2 separate regions of the Homo sapiens genome follow, and region 2 is linked to region 1. Evidence: read pairs that join two places in POLR2A ChIA-PET (ENCODE). Cell type or tissue: HepG2. All regions are shown on one strand.

Evidence for each region. ChIA-PET counts read pairs that join two places held together with the same protein. Peaks named below come from ENCODE experiments on the same cell type or tissue, not always from the same donor. Only the 100,000 strongest peaks of a DNase experiment are listed, where the experiment ranks them.
Region 2: POLR2A ChIA-PET joins it to region 1 with 11 read pairs; 1 of 35 experiments calls an interaction of 5 or more read pairs at or near these places.

The regions. Positions count from the first base shown.
Region 1 is chr1:47,784,638-47,787,137 of GRCh38, reverse strand. The region is part of intron 4 of TRABD2B (TraB domain containing 2B); the gene reads left to right. Among named protein-coding and RNA genes, the nearest start is that of LINC01738, 97 kb to the right of the region's middle. RefSeq lists an enhancer at 719-1,219. In HepG2, a CTCF peak has its summit at 1,405 (motif pointing left); a DNase peak (open chromatin) is centred at 1,407.
Region 2 is chr1:47,917,193-47,919,692 of GRCh38, reverse strand. The region is part of intron 2 of TRABD2B (TraB domain containing 2B); the gene reads left to right. Among named protein-coding and RNA genes, the nearest start is that of TRABD2B, 79 kb to the left of the region's middle. In HepG2, a CTCF peak has its summit at 52; DNase peaks (open chromatin) are centred at 102, 1,002 and 1,322; H3K4me3 peaks cover 832 bases.

The DNA.
Region 1 (2,500 bases):
ACACCAACCTCCTTCCCCATCATGGTTCTTCACTTGGTGGCGTCAGAATGGCAGCCCTTCAGAGCTCATAGCTGGGCACAGAAGAGCGGCCATCGTCCATATAGGGCCTTTTTCACCTTGGAAACAAGAGGCAGGCCAGTCACAGTGGCTCACATTTGTAGTCCCAGCACTTTGGGAGGCTGAGGCAGGAGAATCACCTGAAGCCAGGAGTTTGAGACCAGCCTGGGCAATATCCCAAGACCCCATTTCTACAAAAATAAAAAAATTTGCCAGTCATAGTCATGGTGATGCATGCCTATAGTCCCAGATACTCAAGAGGCTAAGGTGGAAGGGTTGCTTGAGCCCAGATGTCAAGGCTGCAGTGAGCCAAGGCTGCACTCCAGCCTGGGTGACAGAGTGAGACCCTCATCTCTAAAAAAAAACAAAACAAATGAACAAACAAAAATAACAGCTGCTATCCTCTCTCACTGGCAAGCGCCCTGGTCTGCCACCCTCCCCAAGCTGGAGCTTGAGGCCACAGCATCTGAAGTGTTTCAGAATTTCCAACGGTGCTTCAAAGGGTCCTGCCACCCCACCACGCATGCATCTGGCAACTGGCATTCCTGTGAAGGGCTGCAATCCTTGGCCAGAGTCGCCGTTGCTGCTTCAGGCCAGAACATCCAGCCAGCCAGAGGAACATCCCCTCCTGGCTTGTCCCTAGCTGGAGCCAGCCCTCACCCTCCGAAACAGAGGAGAGTCTAGAAGAACAGAGTGCCCACACCCCAGGACAGATCCCAGGGCTGCTCCATCAGTGAAGGAGAATGTACAAATCTGGCAGGGAGCTCAACATTCTTCCTGGACAGTGTGAGAAAGGCAAGAAGAGAAGAAAGTGTAGATTAAAAGCATGGGCTTGGACCCAGACTGTGTGAGTTAGAAACCCTGCGTTCTCCTGATCAGAAGTCGCCTTGGGCAGATCAGTTGCTTCACTTCTCTCAGCCTGCGGCCTCCCACTCTGCAGATGAGCCTGAGATCCAGCTCACTAGCACTCAGGGCCTGGCCTTGCACAGTCATTCCGTAAATGTGAGCTCTTGTGTTGCCACCATTATTTCAGGGTCCCTGGCCCCTCAGAGCTCGAAGTCCTCTAAGAACAGGACTCCCACACAGGAGACAGTAGAGCCACTGGGGTCGAGGGGCAGAAGTGCTTGGTGGCCTCTGAGGATGCAACTGGGACGCTGTGGCAAAACCCCAAGAGCCAAATTCAGCTCCAAGTAGCACTGAGGCTCAGGAGGCGTGGGGCCCTGTCCCTGCCAACAGGGAGCTCCCAGGAGTCCTGGGGTGTTGTGATTCTAAAAAAGGAGCCTCTGGATGTTGTAAAGAGTGACTGACATGGCCATGGAGATCCCTGGCTGAGCACTGCCTCCTGCAGTTCACAGAACCCATCACAGGCTCTGTCCTGTGCTGACCTGGAATCAGCCTGCATGGCCATTGCCTGGATCTGGGCCTTGACATGGATGCACCCCGTGCCATGCCTGGGCTTGAGCCCAGCTCTGCCCCTTTCTGCCAGCGTGACACAGGGCAAGTTCTGTTAGCCTCAGCAGGGTTGCTCCTCTCGGAATTTGTAACCATCTTTGCGCTGTTCATGGCAGAGCTGAGCTGTCCAGCTGAAGACCTGGGGCACTTTCATTTCTGACGTCCTGCGTTCTAACAGCCTCCAAAGAGGAGCAGCTGGTAAAGGCTGCTAAAGCAGGCAGAATCTCTGGTTCCACCCAGACACAGCAGTTCCCCATAGGATGTCTGAATACCCCTCACAGGCCTGACAAGTGCTCTTCGACCCTCAGCTTACACACCTCCCAGGGTGGAGCACTCACTTCCTTACAGCTGGACAGTTGCCTGGGAGAGTGTTTTTTGGTCCCAGCTTGAATCTGTCCCCTTCACCATGTCCTGCAGCAATCAGAATGTCATGGAGGAGGGACACCCTCGTGTTCCAACCCTCACTATTGCCACCTCTCCTTTCACTTTATGTTACTGCAACCCAGAACTGCTGTTGGCCAGCACGTGCCACACCACCTCTCCCCTCCGTGCATTTGATCCTGCTGTGCTCTACCAGGAATGCCCTTTCTCCTCTCTTCCTCTCACTCCTCACTCATCTCCTTAGTCTGGGTCCCTCTCCTTCCACTTCAACCCCATGGCCCCTGGCACTGCATGGCTCATGCTGTCCTGTGAGTGTTTGCCTGCCCATCTCCCCCTCTCCATACCGTGACCTCCTCAGGGGAGGGGACTGTGTGTCAGCTCCTGGCACAAGGTTGGGTACAGAGGTGGTGTCATCTCAGGCCCCACTGAACTGAAAGGTCCCTAGCCCTTCCCTGGGCGGCCTGCAAAGCAGGAGAAAGGAAGCTCGGCTCTGCCAGTGTCCCTCCAGACACTCTTTGAGAGACCAGTTGTCCATCCTCCACTGGCCCTCCCATCCAGCCCTCCTGTCATACTTCCTCAGGAAAAAAAACACCGCCATAGCTTGATATCC
Region 2 (2,500 bases), 130 kb before region 1:
CTTGAGTGATGTCCTCCTTAGAACTCTTGCCCTGTGCATTGCTCCACTAGATGGTCCTCACAAACTGTCTAGTCCAGTCCAATCCTCTCATTTTACAGATGGGGAGACCAAAGTCCATAAAGAGGTGCTGATTTCCCCACAGTCAGCCAGCAGATAAGGTGGAACCCAACCAGCAGCGGAGCTGCTTTTTCCAGCTTCCCTTGGAGAGATTTGAAGGCAGGAAGCTCCTCTCTGCTTCCTGTTACCCCCAACAGGGATAGTACTACAGCTCCAGGCAGCTTTTAAGATAGACTTTGCTGTTTGGCTCCCCTTAGATTTCTGGAGCCCTCTATGGCTAAGAGATGTTTCAGTCTCCTTGGATAGCTCACCATGGGGAGGGCTGAGCGCATGCAGTTCATTCACTGGCCCAGCCAGCCACCACTTACTCCATTCACTCTCTTTTATTTTCCCATCTGTACATTTATTTACTTCCCTTTTCATTTGTTCAGATAATTGTCTATTCATTCACTTATTCACTGACCCATTTATTCCTTTACTCATTTAACAAGCACAGAGCACTCTGCCTGCACGAACTGGGGAGACCTATAATAAAGCAGATGACCACAACACACAATGATTGTACAGTAGGCAGCTTGGCGGACCGCGGGAGCCCAAGAGGGAGTGACTAAGCTCCAAGGAGACACCTCAGAGGAGTGACATCCCAACAGGGCCTGTAAGAATGAGCAAGGATTGTCCAGGTGAGAGAGGAGGAAGGAACATCTGTTAGCTCCTGATGTGGTTTTCTGGGGCCACTTAGAGCTGAGCTTCCCAAATCCCTTGGCTTTTGGTCAGCCTAGGCAGAAGGAACCACAGCCCAGACTGTGGCTCAGATCGAGTTCTTGGATATGTTTACCTCTAGCCCTGACTCTGGACCTTGGTCGCTGATTTTCCCCAGTCTGCATGGAGGCATAGAATGGTATGAGTCTGGCTGGGCAGGAAGAGCTTGGAGTCCTTTCTTTCCGTCCCCGTCTTGGCTTATGGCCAGGCTTCCTGATTATTATCTGGGTGCACAGTTCCACGTGGTCTCCTCTACCCCTGCTTGCCTGAGTTGGAGGAAAGGAAGAGAAGGAGGGAGGGGGTATTCATAAACTCAACAAGAATTTCTTTATGGGCAGGAGAGCAGTGAAGGCCACTGTGTTTGGAATCAGATAGACATGGATTCAGATTCTGCCGTGCTGCGTACTAGCTATGTGATCTTGGACAGGTCCCTCTGAGCCTGTTCTCTTCTCTGTAAAATGTGGCTAATAGCATGTAACTCGGAGGGTGGGTCACATTCTCTGTGTCACCATTGTTGACAGACAGTCTGTTCTCCAAATATGGTGGCTAATGTTTTCCTATTCATCTACTTGCTACACAGTTGTAGCACAGTTGCCATGTGCAGGACTGCCAGAAAGGAGCTGGCTATGCAGACACATAAAGCATTCACAGCCCAGCCACGGAGACAGACAGGTGAACCCTTGCCTTCCATGCAGTGTGGTACTGCCAGGGTCTCAGGTCCACTCAGGGCACTTCAAGGAACCACAGCAGGCTGTAGAGTGAAGGTGATGTTCTGACTGGGCCTTAAAAGCAGAGTACATAGGAGGCTTTCTTTTCTAAATCCAGGTAGCACCTCTGACTGCTAGATTACTTTATTCTGACCTTCAGCTCTTCCAAATGCAAAATGGGAATAATAACTGTTGCAAGAATGAGACAGGACAGCACATGTTAAGAGGCTTTGTAATGGGAAAGAGCACTTCTTCATGAAAACAACCAACCAAACCCAGCCAACCTGAGTCTAAAGCCCTTCCCCAGCAGCACACGCCTGCGGGCCAACATGCATGTCATAGATCATAAAGAATCCGGGAGTATTTGTTCAGGAAAAGACAAGAGGGAGGTGAGAACACTAGTTTCTCTTGCTCTTTTTTTTTTCTTTTCTTTTTTGAGACAGTGTCTCACTCTGTCACCTATGCTGAAGTGCAGTGGTGCAATCATAGCTCACTACAGCCTCAAACTCCTGGACTCAAGGGATCCTCCCACCTCAGCCTCCCAAGTAGCTGGGACCACAGGCACATGGCACATGCCACCATGCTTGGCTTTTTTTTTTTATTTTATTTTTTATAGACACAAGGCCTTACTATATTGCCCAGGCTAGTCTCAAACTCCTGGGCTCAAGCAATCCTCCCACCTTGGCCTCTCAGAGTGTTGGGATTACAGGCGTGAGCCACTGCACCTGGCCAAGAACTCTGGTTTCTAGCCCATTAGAACTTGGGAGGAGTGTCCCATGAGTGACAGAGGTAATAGCCTCTCAGCCTGCTGCCTGACGCCCACCCATCCGCAGATATGAGGGAATGGATATTCACTGTGGCAGGAAAGATAGGCTAGAATCTCAGTGGAGCATCCTGGACTTCAGCACCCAGCATTTCAGACTCACTTTCTAAGGGTTTCCGGGGTTCCTGGCCTATCTGGACTGCCTGCCCAGGGC